Linked DNA regions of Homo sapiens: region 2 is linked to region 1. The links are chromatin contacts, found by Hi-C or POLR2A ChIA-PET in ENCODE. All regions are on one chromosome and are shown on one strand. The core of a region is the stretch at or near the end of the contact, and the rest is flanking DNA. Distances in the headings are between cores, read along the strand shown. Region 1 holds the start of AKR1B15 (aldo-keto reductase family 1 member B15). Region 2 overlaps LOC124901750 (a long non-coding RNA gene).

The links. A loop is a pair of places that touch in the nucleus more often than their neighbours do. ChIA-PET counts read pairs that join two places held with the same protein, here RNA polymerase II (POLR2A). Pooled maps may share reads with other maps.
Region 2: a loop to region 1 is called in a pooled map, with 4 times the contacts of the local background. The contact joins the enhancer-like site here to the promoter of AKR1B15 in region 1. A Hi-C loop is called at or near these places in 1 of 37 single-sample maps with no recorded cell type and 6 of 50 pooled maps. POLR2A ChIA-PET finds 5 or more read pairs at or near these places in 2 of 52 experiments (activated CD4-positive, alpha-beta T cell and activated T-cell).

The regions. Positions count from the first base shown.
Region 1 is chr7:134,545,613-134,553,366 of GRCh38, reverse strand. It overlaps AKR1B15 (aldo-keto reductase family 1 member B15), which reads right to left and starts at 4,257. Exons shown (of 12, transcript NM_001080538.3): 1 at 4,118-4,257. It overlaps LOC105375520 (a long non-coding RNA gene), which reads left to right. Exons shown (of 3, transcript XR_928005.3): 2 at 288-356; 3 at 751-6,010. RefSeq lists an enhancer at 4,187-4,246.
Region 2 is chr7:134,763,687-134,771,440 of GRCh38, reverse strand. All of the region lies in intron 1 of LOC124901750 (a long non-coding RNA gene), which reads left to right. It also overlaps a transcript of CALD1 not described here. Among named protein-coding and RNA genes, the nearest start is that of CALD1, 12 kb to the left of the region's middle. Within about 2 kb of position 3,865, at least 6 of the 41 ENCODE cell types and tissues checked have a DNase peak (open chromatin) inside an H3K27ac peak, as active enhancers do.

The DNA.
Region 1 (7,754 bases), core at 3,008-5,507:
TTTGAGATATTTGGGAGGGCAAGAGCAGGGGCCTCAGTTAGTGCCTTCTTCAGATTTTGAAAAGCCTGTTCTTCTTTGTCAGTCCAAACCAGCGGGGTATTCCCTCCAGTAGTGGTGTACAGGGGTTTGGCAATTTCCATGAACCCCAATATCTATAGGCGACCATATCCCACGGTGCCCAGGAATTCATGTACCTGTCTCTTAGTGGTGGGAGTGGGGATTTGAAGGATGGCTGCCTTTCGAGCACTGGTGAGTGCCCTTTTTCCTTCATTTGTCTCATACCCTAGGTAGGAAATGCTGGGAAGAAAAAGCTGGGCCTTCTTGGCTGGGACCTGATACCCGAATTCCTGAAGGAGGTAAAGTAGGTCCGTAGTATGTTGCAGGCAGCTGTCAGTAGTTTCAGTAGCCAATAACAGGTCGTCTACATACTGGAGAAGAGTGCAGTTAGGGTGACTGGCTCAGAATGGTAAAAGATCCTGTTGGAGGGCTTCCCTAAAAAGGGTGGGGGAATTTTTAAAACTTCGGGGTAACCAAGTCCAGGTTAATTGGGTGGTGTCTACCGAGCCAGGATATGTCTGTTCAAAAGCAAAGATAGGTTGACTTTTGGGGCCAGAGGAATAGCAAAAAAAAGCATCCTTGAAGTCAAGGACAGTGTACACCATATGTTCTGGTGGGAGCAGGCTGAGTAAAGTATAAGGGTTAGAGACAGTTGGATGGACAGTGACTGTCTGCTTGTTACCTTCCTGCAAGTCCTGTACAGGCTGGTAATCATTTGTTCCGGGTTTCTGGACCGGCAAAAATGGAATATTCCAGGCGATCTCACATGGTGTGAGTATACCAGCTTGTAATAGTTGCTGAATATGAGGATTAATTCCCTCTATAGCCCACAGAATCATAGGATATTGTTTGACCTGGACCGGCAGGGTGGTGGCCAGGAGTTCTACAACAGCTGGCAGATGGTGGTTTGCCAGTCCTGGGAGGTATGAGGAAACAGAGTCTGTAAAGCCAGTAGGAGAGGATTACTTTTATTCTCCGGCAGTTGTGAGGGTGAAACTAAGAGATATTCCTCTGACCGAAGGGTGGTTAGCAGGAGCTGAGCAGTAGGGGGCATTGTGTCCCCTAACATGAGGTGAGTTTGTTGGGCCGAGAAGGAGATGGACGCCTGTAGCTTATGAAGCAGGTCTCATCCGAGGAGGGAGAAGGGGCACTCTGGGACCACGAGGAACAAGTGGGTTACTCTTTTCTGTCCTAAACTCACCTCTCGTGAGTGGGTGACAGGATATTCCTGAATAGCTCCAGTAGCCCTTTACTCAGCAACCTTTTTATTAGACACTGCCTAAGGGTGTCTGGAGTACTGAGTGTTCCACCCCGGTGTCAATTAGGAAGCGTACAGGCTGGCCCCCCACTGTGGTGGTCACCATGGGTTCCCGGGGCCAAGTGACAAAGAGCCCTGGCCCCGTCAATCATCAGATTCCTCTGCTGCGGGGCAGGGTGAGGACCTTTTTCTTTTCTGGTTTCTCCTCTGGCTTTAATGGGCATTCCTTTCTCCAGTGTCCAATCTGCTTGCAAGAAGCACATTGGTTTCTTTATAGGGGAGTCCTCTCACGTTTCTGGCCTTCCTGGTGGGGACTCGGGGTCCCCTGGTCAGTGCTCTGTGATGGGGGCCCTTCCTTTTTGGCTTCTTGGATGGCAGCCACTAAGCTTTTTGCCTGTCTTTTTGATGCTTTGTCTGCAGCCCTTTCAGCTGCCTGAGCTACCTGTTTTTGCTTTTCAAATTCTCGATTGTCGAAAACTCTCTGGGCTATCTCTAAAAGCTGGCTGATGTAAGGAAATACTTTCTGGCTTCTCTTCAGATATGGTCCCTCTCTTCAGAGGTGAAAAGGGATGAAAGGAGTTGCTGACACTCATCCCAGGTGGGCCGGTGAGTCTGGAGCACAGACTCCATCAGTGAGGTTAAGACCTGGGGCTTTTCAGAAAAGGGGGGATTATGAGCCTTCCAGTTGTACAGGTCAGAAGTAGAGAAGGGGACATAAACTAAAAATGGAGCACAACGCCCACTGCCCAAAGGGATTTGGGCCTCTGTCAGTGGGAGGAGCGGGGCCACCTCCTCCGGCTGAGGCCATAATTGGGAGGATATAGGCAGAGAGGCCACAGAGGATGTAGTTGAGGAGACAAGGGAAGATTCTGGGGGAGGAGGAGGGTTATAGGGTGGTGGAAATGGGTGAAGAAAACTTTCCTCTTCTTCAGAAGGAGGCAGTACAGGAGGAATCGAGGGAGCTGAGGGTGGAGGCAAAAGTGAGGTCTGGCTAAAAAGGACCTTGGAGGTAGGATCACGAATGGCTACAGAGTTTTATCACGAGTGGAGCCATGAAGGAGAGCTCTGGACTAAATCTAGCCATTGATCAATGTAGGGAAACTGATCGGGGTGACCGGGAGTTCCAACAACGACCCACCACACAGCCTGAACAGCTGTGAAGTGTAGTGACCCGTCTGGGGGCCACCCAGTTCCAAACTTTGGCCATTCTACTTCGCAGAGTGTCCAGAGTTTGCCTTTTTTAAGGCGGACCCCGTAATCATCTGAGAAGCCTAGAGAGAAATTCTGCAACATACACTGGAGAGGACTCCAATCTTTATGGGGCCGGGAAGAAGAGTTTACTATTCTGGAGGCAATTAACAAGGTTTGAACAAAAATATTAAACCCAGCATGGACAAAGATATTCACGGCCTGGGAGGCTATGGTATCAGAAGAACAGAAGTATTATAGCTAGAAGAAGTAGGAAAACAACTATAGCCAATATTTCTTGCCACATAAGGTCTGTCTCCTCAAGCTTCGAGATCTATGGAGAGGATAAGAGGTGGGTCCAAGGGATCCTCAGCCAGTGGGACTTAGGTGACCCCCCCTTCTTGACTTATATCCCAAATAACTTTGGTGTCTCCACGACTCGAAAGCAAAATGTTCAAACTCGGTCCTTTCCTTCACGGGTTTAAGGAGGGAGAACACAGCCAAGTCTTAGAGACGCTGGACTTGCTGCAACACAGGAAAATGAGATGTGCAGGGTAAGGGATGGGGATGAGGAGGAAAGGGGCCACTTGGATTTCCCTAAAGGTTGGAGAGTAGCCAAAAGAGGTAAAATAAGAGTCCAGACAGAGTAGAGCAGTATGGGTGTAGGTTTCTCTGCACAGTGCCTTATTTAAGGGCATGGGAAAAGTTATGGGATGACAGAAAAGGTGAGTAAGGAGGTCAGCAGGGTGGCTATTTTGGATCCACCACTGGTCTAAGGAGAAGGTGGACCAGTCGTTGGGGCGTGGGGTATGGCAATCCAAACGCCAGCAATCTTTATGGTGCCAGAAATCCTAAACGGGTGAATGTCTTCCACACCCTTCCCCATAACAACACCTAATTTGTTTCTGACAGGAAAGGCAGGACTGGGATGGCCAGCCCAACCGACTAATGAGGAATTTGACCTCCTGGGATAGAAAATCTGTACTAAGGACCTTGAAGAAGTCCTTGCCCAGTCATTTTGGGCAGTATCGACGATCCGACATATGAAATTTAGACAGACACTAAACAGGACAATAGGCACTGGGGTATATAAACAAGCATGGCAATTTTTATAGACAGACAAGGGGAGGGGGTCCCGTGATGGGATCAGTCAGATGCCCTCCTGGCTGCTCCCCTTTCGGGGACTTAGGCTCCTCTTGGCATTGGCAGGCTGGTATAAACCCCTGGCTTGGATCGAGCTATGCCTGATGCCGCCCTAAGCCTTATGAGGTCACCACGGAACCACAGGTGAGGGCCTTCTCGAATTCCCTAGCTTTCACCCTGGAGCTACAAACTGGAAATTCAAGCGCAAGCCCTTGAACTCCACATTCACTCACTCACTCACTCACTCAGAGTTTATTACAATTTTTATACCCATTCTAAAACAGAGATCTCCCGGAGACCTGAATGAGAGAGGGAGAAGAGATAGAGAGAGAGAGAGACTAGACTTAACAGAGAATCCTGACAGAAACCAGGACTCTGTCCTCCAGTGTCCTGGAGCATGGACAGAGTCTGAGGGAGGACCTTCGTCAGGGCCGTTTCCCTCCCAGAGAGACAGAGTCAGATCTGACTTACCTTCCCGGGACTAGAGACTGAGGACTCAGGAGTTGAATTTGGCTGGGCGCACCGGCAGTCGATCCGTTCCCCTCCAGAAGACAGTGGCCTGTGGAGCCCTGGAACGTCTTCAGGTGGCCCTGTAAGCCAGCTGTCTGTCTGGGGAAGCCCGGAATGAGTCAGGTCTTCACCCGGTGGCGAATCTCTCTGGGGCTTCCAAATGTCGTAACCGAGCAAGTCATAGAGAGAATGCCACACTCTGAGACTAATTCAGGAGTCCTTTATTGCTGGCGACTGAGAAAGAGCTAGAGCTTGAAATTCTCTCGGTCCGGAAGAAGAGGCTAGAGTTCTTTTTATACCTTGGCCTAAAGAGGGGAGGGGGAGTCTAGCTGAAGCAATTTTTTACAGAAGCAGAACAGGAAAAAATTAAAAGATAAATGGTTACAGAAACAGTTACAGGAAAATAAACAGTTCCAGGTGCAGGGGCTTAAAGTATCCCAAAGTGATAAAAGCAGGGGCTTTGGATACCACCAACCAAGTGTGCTCCCAGGAGCTGCTGGTACAGCTTGCCTCAGTATCTTATCAATAAGCGCATTCTTGGATGTGCTTGGAGTCAGCTTGCACCAGTTATGTCCTTAAGGAGGGGGACAAGGGGCTGCAAGCGAAGAAACCAAGCTAAGACTCTCTCAGCTATTGACTCTCTCGATATTGACTCTCAATTGAGTCTCCCAAGCTATTGACTCTCTCAGCTAAGAAAGAGTCAATCAGGATAAAACAAGATAGGGTATCACAATTTGATCTGCAAGATTATTTCCTGGACTTGTGAAAGGCGAGTCGTTTTGGTGCCCTGGGACATGTACAATAGCTATCTCTTCTGGCAATTGGAGATTGTTGAGGACACGAGCATCAGTTCTCTATGAACTAAATCTTGGCCTCTACTATTGATAAGAGCCCTCTCCATCCAAATTTTCCCAAATGTGTGTGCCTCCCCAGAGGGATACTTAGAGTCAGTATAGATAGATTTTCTTGGTTTTGTAAATGTCCTAAAGCTTGGCTGAGTGCAAACAGTTCACACCCTTGGACAGACCAATTATTAGACCCCCTTCCTGATTTTACTTTTTTAACAGTCTTTCCATTAATCACTGAATACCTATTATGTCTCTTTCTTTTAATCACCTGGGAGGTTCCATCTATGAATAAGTGCCACCCTGTCTTGAAGGGAGTTTTTCCTAAGTCTGGTTGAACTTTCGTATGGTAATTAATTCGATTTAAACACGCGTGCTCTCTCGTTTTACGTTTGGATCCCCCGTTAAAGAGCCTGCTGAATAAAGTGAATTATTAGTACTTAATATTAAATCACCTTTTTCCCAGAAAGATAGCCTCATATTTTAAAATTTTTGAGTTGGTAATCTCCCTCCTTGCGTTTTGATTTAATATAGTTTTAACTTGGTGGGTTGTGGCCTGAAGCGGCTGGGGAGTAACTTGAAACCTCAGCTGAAGGGACAGCACAGGCTGGGGCGTGGCCTGAAACAGCTGGGGAGTAACCTGAAACCACAGCCGGAGGGACCTGAGAGGGGAACCAAAGGGGCAGGATTGGGGGCGCTGAAGGAAGGAAGGTGATTTAGAGGATCCCATGTCTTGGTAGGTATGGGTTGTCTAGGCATGGGAACTCTTTCCTTTTTAGAAAGGTTGGTTTCTGATTTTCTCCCTCCAGAGTCTAAAGGGTAAAGGAGAACTGGTCCCTGCCGCCAGCAGAGGGCGTAATCGATTTTTCCTGGGACACAGGGCTCTTACTGTTAACATATTTGATTAACAGCTGACAAATTCGCTCTTCATTAGACTTAAATTTTGGCCAGAAAAGTGAGGGCTTAAGGATGGGTTCTCGAACTTAAATAAAACAACAATATTCTATCATCTGCTGTTTTTGTTTATACTTGGTTCTCTTATTATTTTTTCAATACTTTAGCATAAGCCCCAAGGGGCTATCAGAAGGAAATTCATCACTCTCTAGACTCTTTAGTTTTCCTGTCTTACTTGAAACGTTCCCCATCTTAGGGATTATGGGGAGGAGGCCCAACCCCTCCTGTGAGATTTCTACCCTCCCCCTTCCTGGAGGCTTACTGAGGCTTTGGGGAAAGGCTCCAACCCAACCTGTTTGGATTTCTACCCTCCCCCTTCCTCTTTGTCTACTCTGTCTGTTCCTGACTCTAGTTGACAGATGGCAGCATGAGGCCATAGAGAAGACTCACTCACTCCACATAACCACCATACTAAGTCCCATTCATACACTGTCAGCCTCCAGCTTATCCCAACCACCTGGGAAATACTTTGTCACCTTCGCCAAGTCTCCTACCTTATTCCATGCACAAGAATTTCCTGGTCCTCTTATTGTTGCGGTCTTGCAAGCTTCTCCTCCCCGCTTTGCTGAGATCCAGACTTATTTGTCACAAAGCGGGGGGGGGGCCCTGATCTCCCTCAACCTAGGGGCACGGTAACTAGACAGTAGGATGCGTCCCCTCCGGGTGGGGTGACCGAAGGCCCCCTTCCCAAAGGAGAAGATTCGAGCCCCAAAGTTGGGCTCCAGAACTGTTAGGAATAACGCTCAAAATCTTAAGGAAATTGAACACTTGAACAAAGGATTCTTAGCAAAGCAATTTTACTTCTGCGCAGAGAGGTGCCTCCTTGTCCAGTCGCCATGAGAGCACACCTGAAAAAGGGGCACGAGAGCCTTTACTCCTGACACAAGTACTGCCCCTGTACCCTTTCTCCATTGGCCAGGGTCAGGTCGTACAATCTAAACTAATCCTGGTTGGCTAAACATTGGATTTTTTTTAGATAAGGTGGGCACGTAAAAAAGGCAGAGAATAAAGGGGAAGGGGTGTCTGTAATGAGCTAAAAAGTTAGTCCTCTTTCCAAATAAGGAAAGGAATGTGAGCAGGTACAGATACCACCTGGTACTGTGGCATGCCTGGGCATGTAACAAAGGAAAAAAGAGAAAAAAGGAGAAAAAGGAAAAAAGGTGGAGGGATTACTATGAATTAAAGAATAAAAGATTGATCAGGTTATCTGAAGAGAAACCTCATCATATCCCACACATCCATCCATCCATCCATCCATCCATCATTCATCCATCCATCCATCCATCCATCCATCCATCATTCATCCATCCCCAATCCATGTATCCTTCCACCCATCCCTCCTTCCATTTGTCTTTCTATCCATCCTTCCTTCTTTCCATGTTTCCAACCATCCATCCATGCCTCCGTCCCTCCACCCATCCATTCGTCCATCCATTGTTCCATCCATTCCATCTATCTATTTATTCACCAGATATTATTGAGGCGGGGAATACAATAATTAACAGAACTCAAAAATCCCTTCTCTCATAGAGCTTACATGCTAGTGGGTAGAAACAGGGTAAGCAAGCAAACAGCAAATATATAAAATACATGACATATTGATAAACAAATGCTATGGAGAAGAAGAAAACACTTAGAAGGGCAAGAAGAAATATCAGAGGAGGTAGGTTAATTTTAAATAGGGTGATGAAGAAAGTCCTCTCTGAAAAGACGATAAATCGGCAAGGAAATTAAAAATACAAGTCAGAGAATTATTCTAATATCTGAGGGCAGAGCATCCCAGGCAGTGAGAATACCAA
Region 2 (7,754 bases), core at 2,616-5,115, 220 kb before region 1:
AGAGAGGAATCAAGAGTGTCTCCTGTTATGGTCTGAATAATGGAGTGAATGGGAGTGCTATTGAATAGAACGGGCACCCCTGAGGGGGACGGACATTTGCAGGGAGGGGTGGAAATCATATTAGACATATTTCAGGCATGTTAAGATGTTAAGAGGGGAGGGAGTGTCATATGCAAATCTGGTGTTCAGAAAAGGGATCCAGGCTTGAGATGCACATTTGCAAATCCTCAGTTTTTAGATAGGATTTAAAACCAGGAATGAGTTACCTGAGGGAGTGCAGACAGAAAAGAGCGGAGATGTGGGAGCTAACACCCCAATATTTACAGCCCAGAAAAGGAGGCTGAGAAGGAGCTGAGAGCCATTGCTCAGGGGAAGAGGCAGTTGAAGGAAGGGGTGGTGTGGAGGACTCCTGCTTTTGTTAAAAGTCATATAGTATTATTTAACTTTTCAAACAATACAGCTTGTGATAGATTGGGTTATTGTTACCCGATTCACTTCCTCTTTTAATGGAATTCCTTGCAGCACTCTAAGTAGGCGGACTTGACCATGTGGTTTGCCTTGAGCAGTGCAACGTGGCCAGAGGTGACGGCGTGCCTGTCCATGGGGGAGGCTTAAAGAGGCGTCACATGTTTGCTTTTGCCTTGAACACCTGCCCTTTGCTATGATAACAGCATTCCCCCATGCAGTGGGTTGAGCAGTGCCCCCTGACAATATGTTCATCCAAACATATAGGACCTTATTTGGAAATAGGGTCTTTGTATATATAGTTAAGGATCTCAATATGAAGTCATACTGGATTGTCCAGGTGGGCCTGAAATCCAACCATAAGTGGCCTTATAAGAAAAAGACAGGGAGATTTGAGATACACAAGACACGGAGGAGAAGAGGGGGTGAATACAGAGGCAGGGATGGAAGCGACACACCTACAAGCCAAGGAATGCTGAGGCTTGCCAGTGACCCCTAGAAGCTGGAAGGGAGGCGTGGGGTGCAGTCTCCCTCAGGGCCCCAGAAAAAGCCAACGACCCTGTTGACACCTTGATTTTGTACTCCTGGCCTCCAGAACTGTGAGAGAAGAAATGTGCATTGCTCTAAGTCACCCAGTTTGTGGTAATTTGTAATAGCAGCACAGGAAACGAATCCTCCCCAGATAGTGGCTGCTCTGCAGTTTGGTTTCCAGAATAAGAAGACACATGGAGCGGGGCTGGGCCGGTGAGTCCAGTCAACACCAGCAGAGCTACTATTTCCCAGGCCTCATGTGACGGGAGCAAGAAACAAATGTTTGCTGTTGTAAGCCACTAAGGTTTGAGAGCATTTTTTCTTTTTACAAAGAGAAAGGTAATTAATATTTATAAATATTAAGTGAGAGTTAAACTAAAGAAAAAAATTTGGTTACATCAAGAAATAAAAATTTCTGTTCAAAAAAAGCCACCATCTACAAAGGGAAAAGAGAAGCCAAGAGAACATTTTCAATGTTTAAAACACAGAATTAGAATCTAGACTATTGGCAGAACATGGTGGCTCCCACCTGCAATCCCAGTACTTTGGGAGGCCGAGGCAGGAGGATCACCTGAGGTCAGGAGTTCAAGACCAGCCTGGCCAAAATGGTGAAACGCTGTCTCTACTAAAAATACAAAAATTAGCTAGGCATGTTGGCGCATGCCTGTAATCCCAGCTACTCAAGAGGTTGAGGCAGGAGAATTGCTTGAACCCGGGAGGCGGAGGTTGCAGGGAGCCAAGATCACACCACTGCACTCTGCACTCTAGTCTGGGCAACACAGCAAGACTCCATCTTAAAAAAAAAATCTAGACTATCAAGGAATGCCTACAAATCAACTGACACAGAGAGAGAGAGTGTGTGTATAAGAGAAAACCCAATAAAAAATAGGCATAGGATAAACAGTCCACTTAGAGAACACTGCAAAGGTCAAAAGCCTTGAAATGATGTTCAATTTCATTAGTCATCAGAAAAATGCAAGTTAAAACAATGACAACCAGATTGGTAAAGAAAAAAAAAGTTTAATCACGCAAAACTAAACGTTGTTGATGATGTACAAATTCTTATACATTTTGGATAGGAAAGTAGATTGGTGCATTCACTTTGTTGAGTGATTTGACAATATCTAGTGACTTTCAGTATGCACATCTATATTCTGTAATCCCATTTCTAGGTATATCCTCTTGGGACGCCCTCACACTCTTAAGCCAAGAGACATGTCAAAGGAAGCTCATTCGAGCATTGTTTGCAGTAGTAAAAACATTGTTAAAAATGCTGCAATAGCAATTGACAGGGGAGAGGCTACAGAAACCATGATATATAACATAATAGCTAAATATCTAATTATATAAATATATGTATAATTATAAAAATATATAATAGCTAATACCATATTATATATGGAATAGGATGGGGTATTATACATAATAGCTAAAATGAATGACCTAGATGTACCTGAAACTCAGAAGCATATTGAGTGGGAAAAAAGAAGCAGGTTGCAATTGGAATTATTCCATTTGTATGAATCATTTAAGAATGCATATGAGAATGGACTAGAACCACATCAAATTTAAGATAGTTGTTGGCCATGAGGGAGAGAGGGGAATGGTACTGCTCTTGAAATTAAGAAATTTAAAATATATCAGCAATGCATAAAAGAGGATCTTAAGCAATTATGAAAAAAAATTACATCTGTTAACACTGCAGAGTATGTACACAGCTGTTTGTTGTGTTATTCTTAAGCTTTTTGTTGTTTTGTTTTTTTTAAAAAATTGCAATATAAATGAGACATTCTCCCCCCAGAGAACTAGCAATCTGGTCCTCTAGATTACTTCTCCGATGTTCCTATGACATCGGGAAAAGCCACTGTGCTTCTTTGTCCTCAGGCCAACAGAGTAGCTCACTTGGGGCCAGCCCAACTAGCAGGAGAATGGACCTGCCCTGACTGTGAGGTCCTCAGCTTAGTCACACATTTGTACAAAGGCTTTGACACCATAACATCAATAGTCACTCTTTAAGGAGTAATAACTTAAGCCACAGCCTGCTTAGCACCTGCTCAGCACTTGGTGCCACCTGTTTTATCAGTAGGGTGCAGATGAAATGAGAGCCTGCACTGACCCACTTTGATGGGGCCAGTCTCCTGGAGCGGCAGGTGGAAGAAGAAGGGCACTGATGGTCCGGAATAAGGCTGAGGACCTGACAAAATGAAAGAGGACATGATCAGAGAAGACCCAGTGTAGATGAAGGAGCTCCTGAGATAAATGGTACTGTTTCTCACTTCCATGGAACAGGACTGGCCATCCCCTCAGCCTTCCTATAGGAAGTCTCTGTCTCCTTATTTCCTGAGCTATAGAGGATGACTGGATGTCTCCATGTTCCACCCTTCCCAGTCCACCCATATTCATTGCTGTTGGATTTGCTCTAAGCTTAGAGAAAGCAAAAAGTTTCCAGAAATTTCTCCCAGTCTCCAATGGGTATCTGAGTCATGCAAAGCTGTGGCTAGAGTTTTCTCAGCTATTCATTTGTTTATTCATTCATTTATTCACTCAACATCTGAGCATCTGTTACCTGCAAGGCTTAGTGTTAGGTTCTGTCCTTGTTCTAATCTTGTCACTGTCACTTTCATATAATCAGAAACACGGTGTGTGCCTCTAGAGAACTGCTGTTCTAATGGGGAAGCTCTGACAGGCACCAGAGATGGACTCCAGGATGGCAAGTCCTGAGAGAGACCATTTGGCTCTGCACGTCTGCACGTGCTTACCCAGCCATGCACGTTTCCTCTTCCCGTTCATGCTCAAGGAAGCCTGTCTGAAATCCAACCAAGACTGTTTGGTGAGGCCTGGCCTCCCCTCCTAACCAGAAAACACACACTTCACTCATTTCAGAAAAATAAAAATAAAAAAGCCAATCTTATAATTGGCTTTGCATTGCAGGCATACTTGTGAGGGGCGCAAATAAGAAAACATTTAAAATATTTGATCTATTTTGGGTGAGGTTCTGTAGCTTTGGCCTAGCCGACTGTCATCTGAGAGGCAAGAAGCTAGAGATTTCTCTTGGGGGATAGACTATTTTTAAGATCGGAAAAATATTTTTAAAGAGATTGCTGCGTCTGGCGATAACTGGGGAGAAATGGCTGTTTGGACTAAGCAAACTGTGTGATATAGATGCGTCTAACCACTGATCAAGCTCTGCTGAGGTTTGATGGATTTATGTCACACACGCACACACACACACACACACACACACACACAGAGACAGAGAGAGAGAGAGTGTGTGTACACGAGGGAGAACTGAAATATCTTTGCAGCTTCGCGGTCTGGTCCCTTTCTGAACCCTCACTGGGCCTTTCAGCTTCATTTCACCTCACGCTGCTTCCTGCTCTTTCGTCTCTCTGTTGGTCCCTCCTCTCTGTCTGTAAACATGTCCAAGGGTTGGGGTGAAAATACCTTTGACTGACTCTTGTTTCTTTTAGCTCCAGTCTTCTCTTTCCTCTTAGTGTCAAATTTCTCCAAATGATTAGTTTATGAAGCAGCCCCTCCCCATTCTTTGTCCATGACCTCAGCTCTTGATCCATGGCCATTTTGTCTTCAGCCTCCCTTCCTCCCTCCCTGTCTGCCCGCCACGATCCCTAACTCCTCTTGCTTCTCTCTTCGTCTTTGGTGGCTCCTGACGCCAGTGTCTAGCCTATCGTCCTATCTCTCTGGCCTCTTGACATTTTCTTCTTGTGCTTTCTTTTCCCTAAACATGGGCATCCTCCCAGGTCCAGGCTTGATCTCTCCCCTAGAAACCAATAATACCTACTTCACAGGACAGAAGTAAGAATTAAATGAAATAAAATGCATATGAAGCTGCTTTGCGAACTAACTGCTCATCTACTTACACACAATAAACATTTATGAAGTAGCTTCTCTGTACTAAAACTTTTCTCAGTCCTGATGTATTAGGCCATTCTAGCATTGCTAAAAACACCTGAGACTGGGCAATTTATAAAGAAAAGAGGAGGCCGGGTGCGGTGGCTCATGCCTGTAATCCCAGCACTTTGGGAGGCTGAGGCAGGTGGATCACCCGAGGTCAGGAGTTCGAGACTAGCCTGGCCAACATGGTGAAACTGCATCTCTACTAAAAGTACAAGAATTAGCCGGGTGTGGTGGCCTGTAGTCCCAGCTACATGGGAGGCTGAGGCAGGAGAATCGGTTGAACCCAGGAGGCAGAGGTTGCAGTGAGCCAAGATCGTGCCACTACACTCCAGCCTGGGTGACAGAGTGAGACTCCCTCTCAAAAAAAAAAAAAAAAAAAAAAAAAAAAGAAAAGAAAAGAGGTTTAAGGGGCTCATGGTTCTGCAGGCTTTATAGGAAGCATGGTACCAGCACCTGCCCACCTTCTGGTGAAGCCTCAGGAATCTTTCAATCACGATGGAAGGCAAAGCAGGAGCAGGTGCTTCACATGGTGAAAACAGGAGCTAGCTAGAGAGAGAGAGAGAAAGAGAGAGAGAGAGAGGTGCCATACACTTTTAAACAGCCAGATATTGTGAGAACTCACTCACTATCCTGAGGACAGCACTAAGAAGATGGTGCTAAATCATTCATGAGAAATCCATCCCCATGATCCAATCACTTTTCAGGGCAGCACCAAGAAGATGGTGCTAAACCATTCATGAGAAATCCATCACCACGATCCAATCACCTTTGAGGGCAGCACCAAGAAGATGGTGCTAAACCATTCATGAGAAATCCATCCCCATGATCCGATCACCTCCTACCAGGCCCCACCTCCAATACTGCAGATTACAATTCAACATGAGATTTGGGTGGGGACAAATATTCAAACGATATCACCTGGGAATACATTGATAACTGTATGAGACACTGTACCTGCCCTTCTCATAAAAGGGGTTTGCCTTTTGCTGGCAGATGTACATGGAATCGCATAAGTGCAGTAGTGGGGCAGGTGTCCCACAAAAATTCTGTGCAGTGGGGATTATGTCAGGCAATCAAGGAGGAAGAGGTCATTCCTATCTTACTAGGGTTTTAAAAAAAACTCATTTGTTCTCATGTTGTTAACAATTAGCTCTTGTGATAACAAATAATATGCATATTTATACCCTGAACTTTTCTTTCTTTTTTTTTTTTTTCCGAGACGGAGTCTTGCTCTGTCATCCAGGCTGGAGTACAGTGGCACAATCTCAGCTCACTGCAACCTCTGCCCCCGGGCTTAAGCAATTATCCTGCTTCAGCCTCCAGAGTAACTGGGATTACAGGCGTGCACCACCACACTCGGCTAATTTTTGTATTTTTAGTAGAGACAGGGTTTCACCATGTTGGCCAGGCTGCTCTCAAACTCCTGACCTCATGATCCACCCACCTCAGCCTTCCAAAATACTGGGATCAGAGGCGTGAGCCACCGCGCCCAGCCTGAACTTTGTTTTCATTGCAAATTAATGCACTTACTCAGACACCTTCAATATCATCTTACTACCAATAAGATAAAGTTAAGGCTTGGCTGAGCATTTTAGGGGAATCAATAATCATCCCTCTGCTTGCTTTTCCTACAATTCCCTGCACAAACTTCTACTTTCTCCCTCTCTTACCTCCTTGGCACCAGCCCCACATCACGTAGTGCACCTCCTGCCTCAGTGACTTCAGTCTTGGTGCTTCTCCCGCTTCACATTTGCCCACTCTGGCTCCAGACCCACATGAAAGCTGCCTCTAAAATCCCAGCACCCAGCTCACACCCTTTCTCGGACAACTTACAATCCAAGAAGTGAGGTCAGACTCTCATTTTCTCTTTATCATTTACTGACTTGAATTCTTTGATTTGATTGTATTTAAGTATATCCATCCTGTTTCCCTAACTAGATTAACAACTAATTAATTAATAGTTGAGTGATAGCTAATGAATAACTAATTAATCAATGAATAATTGACAAATATTTCTTGAGTGCCTGTTATGTGTTACTCTATTAAGCCCTAATGCCATTGTGGTGAACAAGGCAAACACAATTTTAAAAAATCAAGTCTATATCATAAAATCATCAGTCATATATCATCCCTACCTATATTTCTCTTTTTTTCTCTTTTTCTCTACTCCCTTTCTGAGCCAGAATTTAAAAATGCAAACAAAATATGAAGGTACCTTGACAAAATTATTTATATTCAACTTGTACACAAACCCAGAACCAAATCTGAGAATGCAAGTTGGTGCCTGGGGAACGGTGAGTGTGGATTTGGGTCCAGGCCAGGAGCCCTGGAGTCTGGTTGTTTGTTGCTACCCTAATTAAGAGGTGCAGGTGTCTGGAAAGGGGAGCTAATGATACAGTCCTCCCACATGCCCAGGAATGCCAGGCATACCACACACAGAACTACCCTTGTATGGACTTTGGGGACACTTTGTTACATGTATCTTCTGGAAGGCAGAGAAGTAGTAGCCATAATAATAACAAACACCTAAGTATGGCTAAGGGCTGATTTAGAAACTAGAATGCCAATTAGCTAAGTTAAAGTGGGAAATACTTTTTTTTTTTTTTTTTTTTGAGATGGAGTCTCGCCCTGTCACCCAGGCTGGAGTGCAATGGCACGATCTCGGCTCACTGCAAACTCTGCCTCCTGGGTTCCAACAATTCTCATGCCTCAGCCTCCTGAGTAGCTGGGATTACAGGTGCCTGCCACCACATCCAGCTAATTTTTGTATTTTTAGTAGAGACGGGGTTTCACCATGTTAGCCAGGCTGGTCTCAAACTCCTGACCTCGTGATCCACCCGCCT